Regions from separate parts of the Mus musculus genome. Here region 2 is linked to region 1. The links are chromatin loops, found by intact Hi-C in ENCODE. Cell type or tissue: left cerebral cortex. All regions are shown on one strand. Each heading gives the region's core, and the rest is flanking DNA. Links, peaks and the distances in the headings are about the cores only.

Region 1 (13,058 bases), core at 2,896-10,895:
ACTTCAAGAGCCTTTATGTCTAGCTTGACCTCAGTAAGGTTTTCTTTACCTTTGTCTCTCTGGCTCCTATTGGAACCACCCTGACCCCTCTGCCTGTAGGGAAAGAAAGAACTGTTAAAAAGAAGTGATAGGTTTCAGAGTTTTAAATATTTGAGTTCGGATTCAAGCTTTCTCTGTTTTTTTTTTAATTAGGTATTTATTTCATTTACATTTCCAATGCTATCCCAAAAGTCCCCCACATGCTCCCCCACCCACTCCCCCACCCTCCCACTCCCACTTCTTGGCACTGGTGTTCCCCTGTACTGAGGCAGATAAAGTTTGCACGACCAATTGGCCTCTCTTTCCACTGATGGCCAACTAGGCCATCTTCTGATACATATGCAGCTAGAGACACGAGCTCCGGGGGGTACTGGTTAGTTCATATTGTTGTTCCACCTATAGGGTTCCAGATCTCTTTAGCTCCTTGGTTACTTTCTCTAGCTCTTCCATTGGGAGCCCTGTGATCCATCCAATAGCTGACTGTGAGCATCCACTTCTGTGTTTGCTAGGCCCCAGCATAGTCTCACAAGAGACAGCTATATCTGGGTCCTTTCAGCAAAATCTTGCTAGTGTATGCAATGGTGTCAGCGTTTGGAAGCTGATTATGGGATGGATCCCTGGATATGGCAGTCTCTAGATGGTCCATCCTTTCATCTCAGTTCCAAACTTTGTCTCTGGGTGAGTTTGTCTCCAAACTCCTTCCATGGGTGTTTTGTTCCCAATTCTAAGAAGGGTAATCAGAATATGTTAGACTTTAATTCAACTGCAACCTTTAAACCATAGTGGCTATGTATATATATGTGTGTGTGTATCTATATCTATATTTATATCTATATGTAAAATATGGCGCCTCAACATCTGTAAATGACGCCACAGCAAAGCTTACATGGAGTTTATTTTACTTTTATGTGTCTATGTCCACATGTCGGTCTATGCACATGAGTGCAGCTGCATTGGAGGACTGAGGCATCAGATTCCATGGAGCTGGAGTAACAGGCTGTTGTGAAGCACCTGAGATGGGCGCTCAGAACCATCCTCTCTGCAAGAGCAGCAGGCACTCTTGTCCACTGAAAACTCTCTCCAGCCCTAAGACTTACATATTAAATGCTCATTTTAGAAAAGAAGAAAAGTCAGAACTAATGAGATATGTTCAGAGTAAACATTTAAGCAAAAAGAGAAAAGCCCAAAGTAGTAGAAGAAAATGATAAAAGAAAAACAAAACAAAACAAAACAAAACAAAAAAACCAAAAACGAAACAATCAAAAAGAAAACCAAAGGTATAAAAGCCAGAAGTTCAATCTGTTGCAAAGATTAATAAAACTGATTCATCAGGCACCAAGAGGATTAGAGAGTACAGAACAAGAAATGAAAAGGAATGTGTGCCCACAGCTCCCACATATTAAAATGATAATAAGGTATAGTGAATAATAGCCTTATGCAAACATATATAACATCTTTTGAATAAGCCTATAGATAGAGATTAAATATGTAACAAATATCTTCCTGGAAAAAAAAATTCCCAGAAACATAGCTGTAAAAGGTACTTTACAAGATATCAGCAAAGCAAACACTGGATGAAAAAAACTGAATAACACACTGTAAACAAACAGGGTATATCCCAGAAACATCAAAGCAGTCTAACAGTCAAAACTCAATATACTTAGTAAAATATTTTTAAAGTAAAAAACACCTTTTTCAATCGGTAAAAAAAACATGTGGCAGAATTCATTAATTCAGGAAAAAAAACTCATCAAGTTTTAATGAGAAGAGACCTTTTTCAGTGTAAAGAAGGTTGTTGGCAAGAACTGAGTCTGAAAATATGATATTTGCTCTGCTTATAAGTTAATAATTAGTCTATCACACTTCACAGATGCTGGCAGAAGACATAAGCCTCATGAGGCAACGGTAAGGACAGTTGTTTTGTAGGAAAAGCGGTGTTAATTATATTTTCCTGTTAGAGTTCCAAGCCCCAGTTATCACAAGGTAACACAAGAGCCAGGAATATTCGCATGCCAGGTAGTTTACACTACAGCATTCTGAACTAAGGGAACTCGATCTTCTTAAGATAAACAATAGCTGAACATGCCCGCTCTGCCCAGAGGGTGAGACATTGTCTTTACTATTTGGGATAATAAACAAAACATCCTTACTTTTCAGATGCTGTATCTGCCATGGCCTTTCACTCTTTAAGAGTCCTTGAAAAGGAGAGTCCACAGCAAAGAGTGATTTATGCTTGTGTGCACAAGATACAGTAACATGAAACCTCACAGAAAACGGTCTCCTGGCTGGTAATGAAATAAAGAATGCTCTTAACATAAAATCTGAAGAAAATGATGTAGTTATATAATTTCAACTCAGCATTTGTCTTCCCCAATGTTTTAGTTGATCAGTTACTTCTCTGCTTTTGTAATGAGACAGATTGACCAAGGAAACTTATATAAGAATTTAACAATCATAATTCAAAATATTGCAGGAATCAGTTAAATAGTTCTAGAACTATTTAGAAAGACAAACTAAAAATTATCAAAGTAAGTAGATGTCCTTAAAAATGAATTATTCTGCTACCAATCTTGAGGTCAAGAAGCCAGGTTTGCCTCCATCCTCAGTAAGTCAATTAGCACAGTCAAATTTATTAGTAAAAGCAAAAAAAAAAAAAAAAAAAAAAAAAAAAAAAAAGGAGATGCATTCAATGTGGCCACACTGGGAAGAGGAACAAGAAATACAGTGATATCCCCTGCTGCCCCCCACAAGTCTATCTTCTGCATTCTGAAGTGAAAGCCAAAGGCAAGCCTAACCAAGAAGTCCTGGTTCAGCGCGGTCCTGTCCACCATTGACATGTTTTGGTCAATGACTGTGTCATGTGTAAGGTAGTCTAACAATGCCAAATCTGTTTCTGCATGCCTTCCAACAGGCAGGCACTTTAGGCTTTTTTTTTTTTCCTCTTCCCAGCATGAGATCCCTGGGAAAATTCCAATTTCTTGGGGTGTATCCTGTTAACAGTCTAGAAGCCAAAATAGGGTACACAAGTGTTTCTTCAAAATATTTATTTCCCTGCCAGACCCATTTCAATACTACATTCATTAATGAAGCATAAGCTCGCTGTTGAAAGGTTACTTTTCTACCAAACATATTTATAAATTCATAACAATCTCAGTTAAAAATATAAGGGGATAATTTTTATAGAAAACTTTTTAAATTAAAAAAATATTTGTTTTAAATCATGTGTATGTATGTGTCTGTTTGTGTGTGTATGCACATGGAAAGCAGGTATCCTTAGAGGTCAGGAGATGGTGTCAGATGCCCTGGAAATAGTATTACAGATGGTCATGAGTCATCCAACATGGGCTCTGGAAACTGAACCCCAGTCCTCTGCAAGAATACCTTGTTCTCTTAACCACAAAACCGTCCCTCCAGCTCATATTTGAAGTGTATATGAAATTGAAAGGATGAAGAATATCCAAAGTAATCCGAGGAAGTCTTCCTATAGAGCCATATAATCACAGCGTGGTGTCAGGATAGACAAACATATCAAAGGGACCAATGGAAAAACTCATAGGTTCTCTCACTCTTCATTAAAAGTAAGCCAGGAAAGAAAGTCTTCTAAACAAAATGTGGGGAATAGAGGCATGGACCAACTTGTCCACACCAAACATACACCTAACAGTTAAAACTATCAAGCTGTTGCATACAAATGGAACGTTCACCTTATTAAAGGGTAGAATCTACTTCTGGCTTGGCACATGCCATACTCTCTTCCCTTAAAGGTTAATGCAGTAGGCAGGTCAATCACCTGGCCTCAGAAAGGCAGATCCATTTGAAGCTGTGTTAAAGAGGTGGGAGGAATAATTATCCACTTATTGAGATCATAATATACTTTCCCTTGCCAGCATACTTGCCCTCTCAGTGGCTCATGGGGATCAGAAGGGTAAGAAAGGGACAAGAGGCTCTGTTGGCCTCTTATACAGACTCTGAAAGGTGTATGTTTATTTTTTTTTCTTCTCTGTACTTTTCCTTTAGATGCTGGTCAGAGACCAACCATGCTTTTCCTAACACTTTGGATTCATTCATTCTTCAAGGCTTCCCTCCTTACTATGTGGCTGATCTTCATGATGGCTTAGCTCGAACGGTATGGTCTTTCTCCTCCATCTCCTTCTCCTTTCTTTCTTTTTTTCTTGCTTGCTTGCTTGCTTGCTTGCTTCTCTCTCTCTCCTCTAGGCAGCCAAGATTTGCAGCTTGTTTGCTTTCATTTAATTTTAAAACTCTAATAAAATTTCTCAAGCTTTTATTTTGATTCCATTATAAAGTTCTTTTATTAACAAGACTAAGAACATCAAGAGAGAACCCTAATTTACCCAGTAACAGGGGTGATTCTGGCAAGATAACCCATTTTTTTTCTAACAATTTAAGTGTAGAATGATTTCTGGGCAGAGTATAGAAGCAACACTAGAGAAAAAATTAGAAACCTAGCCTCATAAAAATTTAACTAAAATTTGTATTCTTCAAAAACTACATCTAGGAAAACGAAGACTGGTATTGTGGTACATGTCTTTATTTCTAGCAGGCAGGGGCTGGAAGACCTCTTGTGTTTGAGATCAGCTTGATCTACATAGCAAGCTGCAGGTCAGCCAAGCCTATATCATGAGACCCTGTCTGAAAAACAAACAAACAAACAAGCAAACAAACAAACATCTCAAACAACAACAAAAAAGAAAAAGAAAAAAAGAAACGAACAGTCAATTCACAAACTAAAATTATTTGCAAAACATACATAAACTAAAAGTCTAGTATATAGGGTATATAAAACCCACACTTGAACAAGTTACTAAAAATCCAACTGAAAAACAGGAAATAAATTTGCATAGACATTTTTTTAAAGATCCATGAAGGGGCAGTACATATATGAAAATATGGTCACCACAATTATGGAAGTGCAAATTAGAGACCACAAGTTACTACTACAGGCAGAAAATGTTTAACAGCAAAGACGAATGCCACCAGATATTTGTGAGGTTTTCTTAGCAACTGCATCTCTAGGGCATTCTCAGTGGGAATGCAATCTATGCTAAGTCCCATAGTTTATTAATTGTTCCATAAGGTCACCTGGGCTTTTTCCCATTGCCATCTTTTTTAAAAACAAGACACTGTGAACATTCTTGTACAAGTCTTTTTAAAACTTGTTCCATTTGGATGGGAATGGAAGACTCTAGGCTAGAATTGTTTTATCTCGATGTAGATGTATAGTTTGAAAGAAATTAAACTACCAACAAAACAACCAAGACTGAAAAGGCTTGGGGAAAATACTTTCAACCCATGTAGCTAATATGAATTTATGTCAAAAATACATGAGGTGTCTATAATTCAACAGAAAAAAAAACCATAATTTAAATATGGGCAGTTTTTAAAGGCTTTCTCCACAGGAAATAAATGGCTGGTATTGTAAAGCTAAACAAGAACCTACAGTTAGGTCTAGTTAATAGGCCCCAGGGGTCAACCTACTATTATTATTTTGTTAAATTGACCTAGTGTCAAACTGCTCTCTAAATTCATCTCTGTACCTATAGATTAGTGCAGCTCTCAGGCCTCATCAGATGAGTTTCTTTGTGCAGGGAACAGTGATTAACACAGAAACTCACAACTGGTGAAATTGCAAAGCATGAGTGTCTATAGAGCATCATCTGGAAACAGAACATCTGCATCACCACACCTCTTCCCTCCTTCCAAGGCTAGAGACCATCATGAAAGAAGACACAGAGAGATTGAAAGTCAGAGTTCTGGAAGATCAGGGTGACATAACAAGACCACTCTATTCGTGAAATCAGAAGCTGTAATTGTCTCTACAAGACCTGCACAAGATCAAATCGATCAACATTTCAACATGGAAAGAGGTTCATGAGCCACCACACCTAGATAAGGAGCTATTGACAGTTGATCACTTCTGGATGAGGGGAGGGTCAGTTTGAAGTGAACACCCTCAGGTAGGTTGACCATGCTCCAGTGAATAGCCCAACAGTCATGAGTATATGGAGAGCACAAACTGGATTTGGTTGGTTATTTTAAAAAATAGGACATGAGTTGGGAGGGGGTGGATCAAACCAGGGATAAGTTGGGGAGTGGTAGGAGCTTAATATGATCAAAATACATTGTAAGCATGAACGAAATTCTCCAACAATTAAAACAAATATATTAAAACATTAAGTGTTGTGATTGCTTTGAAAAAAAAAATCTCAACAATGAAAAACAGTGGGCACAAAAGCCATGCAGCTAATAAGTAAATGAAGAGATGCTTAAAATCACCATCCATCAACTAAAGCAAACCCAAACCACAGTGTTTACTACTGCACAGTTCTTATAGTGGCAATTGCCACAGCTTGAAAATGGTTTGCGTTCTCCAAAGGTCTGAGTTCTAAAGCTTGGTCCCCAGCATGCAGTAAATGAGTGGAACTCTTAAGAAGTGGGCGTGTCATAGGACTGTTCCTTCTGGAATAGATTAACATTGTTTGTGAGCTTAAGCCTTGTTTTGTCAGCATTGCTTGGTCCCTGTGAGATGGGCCCAGTGTTTTCTTTCTTACCAGGCAATCTCTTCCACAAATGCTTTTTTGCCATTGATACCATCCATCACCAGTCCCACACTGGAGTCCAGCAATTTCAAGAACTATAAGCTACACAAGCCTACTTTCTTTATAAAGTATCTAGTTCTAGGTATTTTGCCTTAGAAAATAAAAACGTACCAAGAATCTATAATGAAGGAAAAAAAATGAGTTTTATCTGCTTCAAAATCCAGTTACTTGAAAGGCTGCCTGGACTATAGAGTGAGTTCAAGACCAGACTGAACAACCCAGTGAGACCCAGCCTCACATAAACAGTATGCTTAAAAGAACTGGGTACGTATTTCAGCAGTAATGTATTTACCTAGCATGTATAAGACTCTAGGTTCGACACGTACCAGTGCCAAAAAAGAAAACACAGCTCAGTAGAAAATGTTGGTGAGAATGCAGTTATCTATTTCTTGATGTATAAAACTCTCCCCTCCTCCCAAATGCTATGAGAAAGGCCAATATATCAAGTGATAACATATTCCTCTTGGTAGATAGCAGTAGGGAAAGAACTGAAGCCCTCCAATTCCTGGAATTCCCAATGTAGTTCTTTAACACCAAGTGCTTCTGGAAACAGGACTTTGAAAAAAATCACCAGAACAAAATTAATTGGTTTAGTCCGTTCCTCTCATTTTACAAGTAGGCATTCAAGTATTCTGTGTTAAATACGAAGGACAAAAGCGGCACAGGATTGATACTCAATGCCTACCAGCAATCCCCTACATGCTCAAATTTTGTGCTGTTCTACTGCCCTCTGCTGGACAAATATTTCTGAGTGTGTGACCCACGACTCCTGAGAATTGGCATCAGTATACATACAGCATCCCAAGAAATGGGACAGTTCTGAGTCAGGGAGGCAGGACTTGTGGAGGAATAGAATATGAGGCAGAGAAATAGGGGGATGTCTAGCTCTTTGGCTCTAGTGAAGGGAAGAATTGGTACGGGCATGGGGGCGGTTCTTATTGTTCTACAAATTTGTAAAGTCAGAAATCTTCAGCCACAGCTACACATACCAAATCTGAAATGACAGATAAATAATCAAATAAGTGGAAAGTGAAAGAAAGCAAAAGGGCAATAAGTAACTTTATTCAGATCAATGCTGAAGAACTAGTCTCAGTTTCACAGCTTTAGCTGCTATATAGTACCTTATAAAACTACCTGTGACACCTGCATGTTTCACTGGTTGTAAAAAATCAAACAATTTCAAAACCAATTGAAATGTTTTGTGTTAAGATGAAAAATTAAATAAAACTACCTGTGATTAATGAGTAGAATTCTCCCAATTCATACCACCATGAACAGAACCAGCGTCCTCCCAGATGTCCCCTACGGTGCTCTTCAACCATTTCTTTAGGATATATGCCCTACAGTAGGAGTTCCTTGACCAGGTTCTAAGAAATTCTTCTCCCAAAACGCTACACCAGTCAACTGTGCACCAGCTGTGCACCATGGGGGCATAGTGAGGGTTTTTTTTTTTTAAGTTGCCTATTTCTAGTTCATGTTTCTTTAAATTTGAAATTTCTGACCATGGTAGTAGGCCTTCAGGGTAGCCAACTATGATCTATGCCGTAACATTCACATGAAAGTGTATTTTCCAACTACATTGAGTAGAATGAGGGACATGCAGTGTGTAAATTCTAAGAGTCAGTCAAGGGAGAGATCCTGGCTTCTTTCCCACCCTCTTAGGTAAGTTTCTCTGTCTGGGGATACTAGACAGCTATCTAGGGAGGTCCCCGTACCATCACCAACTTGCCCATTGTAATAATCTTGTCCACTTGAAGATCCATCTCCAGGTATGTCTGTGAGGGTATTTGCAGAGCCTAATAAATGAACAACACAGTCCGAATGCAATTGGTGCCATACACTGAGACCCTGGGGGCCTAGATGAAATGATAACGAGACAGCCAAGCATTGGCATTGCCTCTATGCTTCCTGGCTGGCTATGAGGCCAGACCTCCTCTATCCCATTTTCCTATCAATTCATGTTATTTGATCATAGTAACACAAAAGCTAATATATCTGATATATGGACAAGTGCTTTTACGGGTGAAATTTGCAGTTTTAGCCTTCAGGTACTTGCAAACATGGCTGCATGAGTGCTGCATCTCACCTGACCCAGAAAAACACGTGAGGCCACTCAAAGCTCCAGGTTTGTCTTAGTCCATTCTTTGTCTTAGGCAACTCTTATAAAGGAAGACATTTCATTGGGCTTGCTTACAGCTCAGAGGTTTAGTCCAGTATCAGCACTGTGGGAAACATGGCAGCACAGAGACATGGTGCTAGAGAAGAAACTTGAGTGCTACATCTGGGCCACAGGCAGCAGGAAGAAAAAGCTACTGGAACTGGCTTTGGCATTTGAAACCCCAAAGCCCACCCCTTCCCCAGCGACACACTTCCTCCAACAAGGTCACAACTACTTCAACAAGGCCATGCCCCCTAAATCTCTTTCAAGTAGTGTCACTCTTTGATGACCAACCAAATATATGAACCTATGGGGGTCATTTTCATTCAAACCACCACAGGATTCAAACTAACATTGCTTTAGCTACGGAGCTGTAGGGTAATTTTTATACACAGACATTAATATCCCACCAAAGTCATTGCTAATTTGCAGGACTTCTCTGTATAAAGGTGAAACAGACATCTGTTATGAACTTTACAAATACCCTCTCTCAACTATTTGTCTGCAAAATCTATCCATAGTGTCTTTAAAAGAATACTTTTGGCATAATCACACTTTTTTCCTGCATTATAGTCCATGTTAAAAGGACAATGGGATAGATGGGGCTGGTGTTTGGGAGACTCTCTGGGGAGCGAAGCTTGGGAGAGGTTGGAGGGAGGAAATGGAGGTAGCAAAGTGACATAGTTATATTTTAATTTAAAAATGTTAAATCCTACTGCATCCTTGATCACAGTATATTGTCTTATATTTTGCTTTAGAAAGCTGTGATTTTATACTTACTTTAGGCTTAATGCCATTCTTTCATTGTCTAATCAGAAATTTAGCATGTTCTCTTTAATGTCTGGGAAATGGGAAAAGTGTAAATTTTCTTATCTGTAGCAACTAACAAACTTCATGAAAATCAACATTCTTGGGCTCATACATATAACACAACTCCCATTTTCTTACTTCTTGATATATATTTTCTGATGTGACTGGTTTTAAGTTGAGGTTGCCTTTGATATTATAAGGCCAAATACTACAGAATAAAGTATGCATCCTTTAGATAACTGAATTTTGAAGGTGTTCAGAGCTCTCAAATCATTATTTGAATTACACCTTTAAATTCACCATTTTTACACTGCTAAAAACACAAATATCAAAATGTTATGCAGCAAGTGCATTGGTAAGTCAGTGCACATCACCACCTTATGTGCAGAGAGCAGAATATTTCCCACCATCTACCTTCACTGAGTAACCTATTGTGGAACTGAACTGGTATTCTTGAAATATACAGATTTCTGCCTCAGAATGTAGAAAACTAGGAAACATTAATTTCATCCTTAAAGCAAAGCAGAATAAAACTAAATTTGTATTTATAACTTTATACATCATAGAGGAAATCTGAACACAAATGAAATTAGCTGGTCCAAAATTTGACCAGGTGGGAAGAGCGCTGACTCATGCTCCATGTATGTCAGCTGGGACAGGAAACACATTGAAGAGAGTGGACAATGGAGGAAAACTGTCAGAATATAATTTTGAGTCCTCAATAATTTTCAGATTCTCTTCCCATAAAGTCTATCTGGCACTCATCAGAAAACATCAGAATGAGCACTCAGTAGTGTCTATTGTGGTACATAACTGGAGGTGGAGGTGGGATGGTAGTCACACATCTTGAGTAGAAATTCCATCTTAATACCTCCATTATGGTCAAATTCATTAAAAAAGAATCGCCAAATTCACCCTAGAATATATGAAGCCAAGGATTCAATTTCTAGCACTTCATAAACTGGGCATGATGGAGTACACCTGTAATCACAGAATTCTGGAGGTGGAGACAGGACGATGAGAATTTTAAGGCCCTTTTCAACTACATAGTGAGTCTGAAATCAGTTGCAGGAGATCCTTTTTTTTCTTATTGTTTGCTTTTTTGCTTTTTTTAAACCAGTAAATCCTAATTAAAAAAAAAAAACCCTTCAGAAATTGCTTTTAGAGAAGATTTTTCAAAGGTATAGATTTTTCTAATGTATGTGTTTACAAGTGTCTGGAAAGGCCAGCAAGGGTGTTGGATCACTCCCTACACAGTTGGTGTAGATGGAGCTACAGGAAGTTGTGAGCTACCCAATGTGGGGCTGGGATCTTAATCAGGTCTTCTGGAAGAGCAGCAAGAACTCCTGTGCCATTTCTTTAAGCCTAGAAAGCCTTTTCAATTCATACTTGCATTACTCACAAACCCAAATCAACCAAGACTATGGAAAAACCCCACAGAACAATATGCCCAAAAGAGCAGATGCAAAATTTATCAACACAATAGAAAGCTGAATTTAAATAAAATATTTTAGATAAAGACAGATATGCAATTTATCCAAAAAGGGCAAAGTTATTTCAGTAATCAATGTAATCTACTAAAGTTTTAAAAAGCTGGTCATTTCAATAAATATAAAGAAAAAATTCAATATTCAGAGACGCTCAGTCCAAGGGCATTTATACAAAACTAGCTGATGCTACAGAATTGATAAAATAACCCTTCTCAAAGATCACAAAGGCAAGTATTTCTTATCACTCCTACTTGACCATTCCTAGATAGTTCAATATGAGAAAATGGAAATAGATTAGAAAAAAAGTGAAACTATTTATTTGCATTTGACAATATTCTATAAAGGGTGATCTGAAAGTATAAACAAATCACTAGAATTTTTAAAAGACTTTTTACCTTTAATTATGTGTGGGGGATGGGTAGGCACGCATGTGAGGGCACATGCCCACCAAGGAGAAAAGAGGACAACAGATCCTTTGGAGCTGGAGTTAAAGGCAGTTGTGAGCCACCCAGTGGTGGTAGTAGGAACTACACTTGGGTTCACTGCAAAGGCAACACCCTTTTAACTGCAAGGCCATGACTCTGCCTACCTAAAAGCATTGAAATTTAATATGACTCTTAACAGGACTACACAATCTGAAGCCTATCACAGTAAAATATATTTCCATACATAAGAATAAAACAGTGGAATCAGAAATGACAAAAAAAGATAAAATCATACCCAAATCCCACAAAACTATGTCAAGCCAAATATATGAAAGATAAAAAAAGTCAAAATATTATAAAATGCTACACTTCCAGATTTGAAGATTGCTTTGTTTCAAGTCTCTCTTGCTTGGTCTATAGACTCAATGCATTTTCTACCCAAACTCCAGCAAAACCACTGTATATACAGGTGTATCCTAAAATTTACATGTAAAAGCAAAATTGCCAAAAACAACTGTTTAAAGTAAAAAGCTGGCAGGCTCACACTACCCAATTCCTAGATTTATTACAGTAAATCAGGCAGTAGGGTGAGGTGAAAAACATGAATATACCATTAAAACGTCACAGTAATCAGTATTTCAGGCAAGAGCCATGAAAGAATGCCAAATACTGGTTTTGTATGTATAACTATAAGCTGAGTATTTGTGGTAACTAAAAGTAGGTCCCCCAAGGTCTATCAGGTGTGACGGTGCTTTTAACATAGACCATGTTCTTTGAAACTCCTTTCTCCAGAAGCAAAGATCAGTTCCTCTCCTGATGACCCCTCTCCCTTCATGACCTCTGAAATGTTTTAAAAGTTCAGACTCAATCTAATAATGCTCACCACTAAGAGTGCAATTAAAAGGACCTACCTGACATAGAGCAAAGGGCAGACACACTACTGTTGTGGTAGCCTCTCAAATCCCTATTGTGGTAGTCTTCAAAATTTTTTACCTCAGACTATTCACTGAAAACATCAGACAAGCTGAAAACTGAGGATGCTGGATAAAATTTCTACCATTAAGCTCTGAAGGTATCAAAGAAACTAGTGTGTGTGTGCGTGTGGTGTGTGTGTGTGTGTGTGTGTTAGTGCACATGCGCCCACACCTAGTGCTTTCTAAGATAAATATGACCAGCTATTTACCTAAAACAGAAAGGAGAAGGAATTGAAGGTATCTACTTTCTCATGAAAACTGACTTAACTGGGAGAAAACAGGCCAATAACATCTAATATTACATATAACTTACCATAAGGGTATTAAAATGAAAGCATTAAAATAAAAATTCTCCAGTAAAATCAGTCTGGAAAGTTAAGAAAGACTTAATCTGCAGAGAACAGAGCAATGTGTATGAGGGATAAATGCCATAATGAAACCTGGTTCTTGTTAACTTTAAAAAAGGTTCAAAGAAAAGGGAGACTGCCCTACAGGCTGGATGAAGATAGTGGCTACCATACTTACGTCTTGACTGCATTATTATA
Region 2 (8,000 bases), core at 1-8,000, 200 kb before region 1:
TTTCTTGTATTAAGTGACTAATATCTGGGAAAGAGAAGATCTGGCAGGCAGTAAGACTCTTGTCTCGGAAATAAAAAGTCCAAAAGAAACACTTCACACAATGAAATGATGATGAATTTCCTGTCATTCATAAAGTTGTTAACCCAGGCTGTTTCGTTTATCCTTTCAATTGGAAGCATTAGGGGAAAGGAAGACACAAAGGAACTGGAGTGCAAGGAAGCTTGGCAATTTGAAAGGTCTAAAAGTTTGGCAAGGAAGAACCTGGTGTGCAAGGAGGAGGCCCAGCAGTCTGAGGCTATAGAGTACCTGTGTAGGTGCTGGGCTCCAGGTAGTAGGAAATGGGCCTCTAGGAGTCCATGAGGCATCTGCTGGGAACTTTTAGACAATTTCATAGTGCCTGTCAGATTGCTCGGGCCTGGAAGCTTCATTAAATGTGACCCTCTTATCCTGCCAAATCAGCAAGAGCTTGAGGATCCTCACAATGGTGCTTTTGAGATAGAAGGTACAAAAATATTTTTACATTTGTGATTAAATTTACAAACCAACAATGCTATAGCTGTCCCCTGAGAGGCTCCACCAGAGCCTGACCAATACAGAGGTGGATGCTCGCAGCCGATTATCGGACTAAGCACAGGGACCCCAACGGAGGAGTTAGGGGAAGGACTGAAGGAGCTGAAGGGGTTTGCAACCCCATAGGAAAAATAATATCAACCAACCAGACTCCCCAGAGCTCCCAGGGACTAAAGCACCAACCAAAGAATACACATGGAGGGACCCATGGCTCCAGCTGCATATGTATCAGAGGATGGCCTTATCTAGCATCAATGGGAGGGGAGGCCCTTGGTCCTGAGGAGGCTCGATGACCCAGGGTAGGGGAATGCTAGAGAGGTGAGGCAGGAGTGGGTGGAGGAGCACCCTCATAAAAGCAGAGGAGGATGGGATCAGAGGGTTGTAGAGGGGAAATTGGGAAGGGGGATAAGATTTCAAAATGTAAATAAATAAAATATCCAATAATTTAAAAAAAAAACAGTTCTTTGTGCACAGGGTCAGGCAGTGTTTTGGTGTGGATAAGATTGTAAACTTTGGAGCCAGTGCTTGGCTTTGAGTCTTGTCTCTACTACTTTCTGGCTATGCTACCTGAGGAAAACTACTTAAAATCTCTCCTCCTTCACATTCTGTATTGTGCAAGAGTTGATATGAGTAGCACCTTCTTAACAGGTTCCTGAAGTGTTGGGTGCAGTAGTTGCTCTCAAGTGTTGATGACAGCACCGGGCACATAATGTGTTCAAATATTTGTTAGTCTTGTGGTTATTAGTAGTTTAGTCACCAAAAGCAAACTAAAAGTTGAAATAAAACTTTTGATACATTTATCACATATGTATCTATCCCAGTCATTTATTCTTTCAAACCAGACAGTCATGAACCTTCTACTTAGGTGAAGAATGTGATCACTGAAAGTCAGGGACATTTCAGAAAACAAAGCTTTATAATAACTCTAAGCTAGACATTCAAGCTTTAAAACCCAACAGGCTGAAAGAGGAGGGAAAAGTTTATTCCAGAAAGAAATGATGACAAGCTCCAGGATAGTGGAAGAACCAGCTTTTCCGACTCTAGGGAGATAAGAGTTTTCCAGTCCAAGAGAAGAAAAGGGCTGACTGGTGTCTACAGCTACAACCAGGCACCAACTTGTATAAAAAGAAGGAACACTGTATGCTATCTCAGCCATAGAGACTCAAACATAGACCTGCCTTGCGTCCCAAAAGAAGACAAGATGCAGTGTAACAGAGTGACATTTAGAGAGATAATTCATCAATTTTCTTTGCCCAGTACAAGGAGAACCTAGGATAGTTTATAAGAGCACAGGAGAGCTCCAGTTGGCCTTGGAAGTAATAATTGTTAGAAAGATGGCCTTGGTGACTGAGAGAAACATAGCTATCTTAGCGAATACAAGGTAGAAAAATGGTTGTAGTGAAAGACTGGTAGCCCTATGCTATGTCTTGGTGTGCTGTAAGCCCCCATAAGCTCCTGGGTTGCAAATGTCATGTCAGAAATGGGGAGCTTAATAAGAGTGTTGGGGTGCTTGTAAGCTGAATGGACAGAGAGGGTACTACTTTGACAGAAAGGAAGTTTCTAGCCCCAGTTGGAATGGCAACATGAAAGAAAAATGAAATTCAGTTCATGAAAGTTACAGAGAAAACTACCATGTCTTACATTCCTTTAGTATAAAAATTTGAGAATTATGGCCAGTGAGATGGCTCAATGTGTTGAGGCCCCTGCTGCACAAGTCTGGTGACTCAAGTCCAGTCTCTGAAACTCACATAAAAGTGAAAGGAGAGAGCCACATCTACCAGGTTGTTCCCTGACCTTCACACATAAAGTGTAGCTTGTGATTCACCCATCAATATCACACGTGCATGCACACACACTATATTAGTTCCAAACAGAAATACTAGAAAGCATACTTTAGGTCCAGTAAAACAGTTCTGAGACAACCATAAAGGGTAGCTGACCTGCACACTCTGTCTCCTCAGGTTATAGAAAGGCAATGCCCAGAATAACATTTTTCCTAAGTAGTGCCAGGACATCTATCGGGACAGAGGATTCCTGGCCCAGTAAAGAAAAACAAAGTGATGAAGGAATAAACAAAGTTAATATTAGTACTGGCTTCTAAATATTTTTTTAATTGGTTGTATTTTCAAGAGAGTCGGCCCCGGCAAAGCTCAGGACAGTAACATTTCTGAAAAATGTTTTCCCTTGGAGCTTTGTCCTTAATATTAACAGCAGTTGATTATTTGGGAAGGGTAAGCTGTCTGGCATCTGTATTTTCTGCATTTTTCTCTATTAGCGTGAGACAGCTTGGCTCAGGAAGCCTATGTGTTCAAGACTTTGCTCTTGACAATGGTAGCTTTAAAAGCAAGGCTTGCACTGGCAGGGCTATGAAAGAGCCACACAGTAGCTTTCCTCGTCCCACATCCTGAGCACGCTGATTTTTCTTCCATTTATAGCCTTGGGTTCTGTTTCCACAAAACTCTGGTGGGTAAACACTTGACTCCTGCGTTTCCTAACACAGGTATTATGAGGACATTTCCCTGGCTCTGTCCAAACGCAACCTCTGTTTCTGTCGTTTGCTTTCTGTCTTCAGGTATTCAGGAGACCTTTCTGCCATCTCTCCACCTACAGCCTGATTTGGGGCATGGCAGCAGTAGCGCTGAGCACAGCTCAAGGTAAAGATACCCCGTTCTTCCTCGGGAGAGCCTCCGGGGTGAAGGATGGCCTCTCCTTAGCCTACTAGGCTAGCCCACTCATCTGCATGAGGTACTTAAGGGCATGCTATCAGCCTTGGAACAGTGGGAGTTCCTCTTCCCACTCTCCACACTTTTGTTTTCAGAGCAGCAGAACAATTTGGCACTCAGAAGCAATTCCAGTAGATAAACTAGATTTAAGAAAAACAATCCCCTCCCTAGTAAAATATGATGTCAGACTTTCACCCAGAGAATTGAATTGGGGGAATGTATTTGAAATTCCCCGGACTTAAATTTTAAAGGCCTGGGAATATTTGGAAGGCCGTCCTTAAAATTGAGTTCATCTGCTTTTTACAAAAAGTAAAAGGTAAAGAAAAAAAAAATACTGTCACTCAGAGATGCAAAAGCTTACGTTGTCTCCTGTACAATAACCTTGCTTGTTCCACCATCTCTGAGTTTCCTAATTTTTCCTGTCCTTTGGAGGGAGGCTGCTGCTCCCTTTCTGTTGGCTCTTTTCTGATCACTGTGGTATGATGTCATTCTGATGACATCATAGCTTCTCTGAGAAAGACGCTGCCAATGAAGGGCTGGCAGGCCTCACCCCACCCACAGCCCTGACACATGATGTCCATTACAGGACTTACCGACCAACTAGCAGATTGGAAAAGGATTCAAACAAAGATTGCAAACAAGCATCAAAGAGTTGGTAACTTTCCCACTATGGGATCTCCTCTATAGGCAAGCATAGCCTAGCACATGTCCAATATTAGTTTTAATCTCCTTTCCACTCTGCAATCTAAAAGCAACATTTTTTTTCAAACACATTCTTCAAAATCTCCAAAGATTTTCAGGGAACCTCATCTTCATCAATGGGATTCTACTTTCCATAACTGTCCTTACCTTCAAGGAGTTCCCATCCTTAAGTTCCCAGCTAGGTAACATGGTGCCCAAGATATACTGGCTGCTATGCTCTTTTTATTCTGTGACATTCCGGGAGGAAAGTTTGTGCAGCTTTATTTCCTGCTTATACTTGTTAGCATTTCAACTGCTTGGTTACCCTTAAAGAAAAAATTTTAGTGGTTTTGTTCATCCATATGTTGTCTATCATTTTATTATTTAGTTCCCTGCTGCTGTTTGATATATGGAGTGGGAGATTTGGATGTAGGCATCTATTCAGTTTCAGTTTCTTTGGTTTCCAGTAAATGTAGTTGTGTTAAATCTTCCCATCAAAGAAATGCTTCATCGAGCTTTCTAGACACGGAGTGCATTATGTTCTGGTTAGCATTTGTTCCTGGTAATTTATGAATTTTGTTATGAGTTCAGCTATAATTGGAGTTTGAAAAGGAATTGGGGAATTTTTGGTTTTACTATATTGTGGTGAGTGTTCAGAAAGAGTAAATTTTTAAGATCAATTTCAAGTTCAGTTTGGGGAAATATTTTGTTTTTTGAAAAGATTATACATTTTATGACTCAGTAGTATACATATATATAATATATACCCATATATATATAAACATATAATGGCTATGTAAATCTAGTGTATTCAAATTAAATATAGACACCTATAAGCTTATTTTAAAATTTTCTATATTATCATATTTAAATGTTTGCCTTAATGATTTAAACTTATGGAATTGAAGGTTCTGACAGACAAATATAAAACTCTCATATTATCACTGTGGGTTTATAAATTGCTATTGTACTTCAACAGTGTTTGCTTTGTGTGTCTCAGGGTTAGGTTGTCAAGTACATGAGGTTTCATGGTTAGTATGACATTGGATTGCTCCCTCATCATTATTCTTTTGTTTTTCTGCTTGAAAAAATGTTGCTGGACTAGTGTTAACATGCTTAAGCATATTTGTTGAGTTTTTCTTTAATTCTTTGCCTATATACCCCTTAAGGGTTACATTCTCAGGGAATGCTGAGGCCTGGCCTTCTGGCCTACGAATTCTTCATTCAGTGACAGCCATTCTGCTAAGTTGAACAGTTTGTTGAGATTTTGTACTTCCTCTTTTCCAGATCTCTAATTTCTACCACTTAAAATGTCATTTTTCTTCACTCACCCATATTCATTCTAAAATGCTTCTTAATTTATGATGTCCAGGTTCATTTGTTGTGAGTTCTTAGATGTAGCATTTTCTACTCCTCTTTCATTGTGTCCGTTTTCTCAAACAAAGCATTGGTCCTTTGCTATTGGTTATTCGTTATCACGTGGATGCTAGCTAATACATTAAGTCACCTGTCAGAGTATAAGTGGCCTGCATTGCAGAGAAGAAATCGTTGTCATGACATCTAATTAAAAATAGAGTGTGATGACAGTTGGGTACCAAAAATCTTTTGAACCCACTGTGTATAGCAAGCTTCCCAGAGCATCATCCTGCTGATCACTCTCCTCATTTTCCAGAGCCTGAGCCCTCTGTGATGTGTGTGTCTGTGTGTGTGTGTGTGTGTGTGTGTGTGTGTGTGTGTGTGTGTGTGTAGCACCTCCCTCATCTTTGCTTAAACTGTTCGCTCTGCCTGTTGCTCTTTGGCTCTTCTTTACTGTTGGCTCATACATCACTAAGCATGAACTCACCTAATGAGCAGATTCCATCTGGCACTTTTCACGCTCTTGTCTTTCTACTTATTCTCTAGCTCACAGGGATTCTTCACAATTTCCTGGTTACCAATCATTGCCTTGTTATTATACTCTGCCTCTGCTTTTCTAGGTCAAACAGACACATTTCTCTGCTAGCACATATGCATGAACATACATTTTGTCTTTTTCTTTGCCTCTTTTATTCTTTTCTATATTTGAGTTTCAGCATGCATTTATTCATTACTAGGTGTGTGTGTGTGTGTGTGTGTGTGTGTGTGTGTGTGTAATAAGGTTCTAAAATAGAATTTGTTGTTGTTGTTGTTTCTGTAGTGGAAGTGGTGACCCAGGATGAAAGAAAGGCGCTGCACACAACTGCATCCTTACGATGTTCTCTAAAAACATCCCAGGAACCCTTGATTGTGACATGGCAGAAAAAGAAAGCCGTGAGCCCAGAAAACATGGTCACCTACAGCAAAACCCATGGGGTTGTAATCCAGCCTGCCTACAAAGACAGGATAAATGTCACAGAGCTGGGACTCTGGAACTCAAGCATCACCTTCTGGAACACAACATTGGAAGATGAGGGCTGCTACATGTGTCTCTTCAACACGTTTGGTTCTCAGAAGGTCTCAGGAACAGCTTGCCTTACCCTCTATGGTGAGAATCTTTGAGAATACATTCTCTCTCTCTCTCTCTCTCTCTCTCTCTCTCTCTCTCTCTCTCTCTCTCTCTCTCTCTCTCTCTCTCCCTCTCTCTCTTTCCCTTTCAGAAATATAATTTCCAGGAGCATTGAGTATGTGGTTATGGTACTTGGATTTTTGATTCATAAACATGAACAGGTGAACTAGAAGACTCTTAGCCTTTTGTGCCTGCTGTCACTATTATTGCAGAATTTAGAGAGCTAACATCACTGCACTAAGTTGTTTGGTTGGAACTGTCTTCTCTCTAGGGTCTTGCCATCACGAACATTGAAGACAATGATGAAGGAGACACATTCTCCATGCGGCAGTGAATTCATTACTACCTCTGCTTTTGGACAGCAAATGTGCAATATATTATCTCTAGAGCCCGTTACAACTTCTGGAAGTAGCAACAGAGTAGTCTAACCTGGAGCCAATATGATATCTTTCTTGTTTTAGTTCGAGGAAGCAGTTTCAAGATTTCTAAGGGTACAGCCAGCAGAGGCTTTTCCTAACTGGGAGTATAACAGGATAGAAAGCATTCTTTAAACATCCTAGGCGTAGTGGTGTGAAGAGATTGTTTCTTCTTTACTAACGCATGACTGCAATGGAGCATTAGGAAGTGGGACTGAGGATGACTTTGTAACATCCAATGTGATGTGGAGGCTTTAGGAGGGAGAAGACAAACCTAGCGGAGACATTACTAATATTGAAGCAAGGCTTTAAGCATGCTGAGTGAATTGGCCATGGGAAAGGAGAGATTTACTAGGTACAAGGATGTGTGAAATCTGATGGATGCAGGGATCTTCTACTTACTTGGTCCATGATGGACCTTCTCAATGGTAGGTCAGGCTTTCTCCCAAAATTTTCATTTGTCTATTTCTCTTACTGTCTTTCTTCCTCCCTCTCATATCCCTCCTTCTTGTCTTCTTCTCCTTGTTTTGTTTGTTTGTTTGTTTGTTTGTTTTGCTTCTCATTTCACACTTTATAATTTCTGCAATTTTTCTCTAGTTCTTTCTCTCCTGCTCATTCTCCCTCCACCCCCCAAATGGGAAATCCTCCCCTTTCTATCCAACCATACAACTTGCATCTATCTAAGCCATTCTCTGATAAGCCCATAAACTATGAGACACAGTATAATCACATAAATCATACTCATTTTTCCTTACTTTTTATCTCTCCCAGCACTTACTGATTCTTGGAATTTGAGCACCCTTCTACAGTTCCACTCCCCCAGCTACTGCAATCTACCTGTCTCTTGAACCTACAGGCACAAACAAGCTTTCACTTACCACTGGCTTCTAATTAACTTATGGGCTGCAAAGCCAGCTACAGAAGAGTTGGTTTGTACTGGTTGGCAAAATAAGGCCAACATTCCAACTGAAATATAGTTGTTAGCTGGGGAGGCCATTATAAAGTGGACAGGTTGACACTCCTGGGGAAATTATATCCATTTTTTCTAAACAAATTTTCCAGGTCTGTCAGGTGAACCCTGTGGCC

The links. A loop is a pair of places that touch in the nucleus more often than their neighbours do. Peaks named below come from ENCODE experiments on the same cell type or tissue, not always from the same donor. Only the 100,000 strongest peaks of a DNase experiment are listed, where the experiment ranks them.
Region 2: a loop joins it to region 1, with 3 times the contacts of the local background. A loop is called at or near these places in 32 of 42 quality-filtered maps.

What each region holds. Positions count from the first base shown.
Region 1 is chr16:45,191,351-45,204,408 of GRCm38, reverse strand. No RefSeq gene overlaps it. Among named protein-coding and RNA genes, the nearest start is that of Btla, 26 kb to the left of the region's middle. In left cerebral cortex, for the core only: a CTCF peak has its summit at 7,385 (motif pointing left); a DNase peak (open chromatin) is centred at 7,383.
Region 2 is chr16:45,395,446-45,403,445 of GRCm38, reverse strand. It overlaps Cd200 (CD200 antigen), which reads left to right. Exons shown (of 6, transcript NM_010818.3): 2 at 3,143-3,224; 3 at 6,151-6,477. Among named protein-coding and RNA genes, the nearest start is that of Cd200, 9.6 kb to the left of the region's middle. In left cerebral cortex, for the core only: a CTCF peak has its summit at 3,183; DNase peaks (open chromatin) are centred at 2,966, 3,283 and 5,820; H3K27ac peaks cover 758 bases.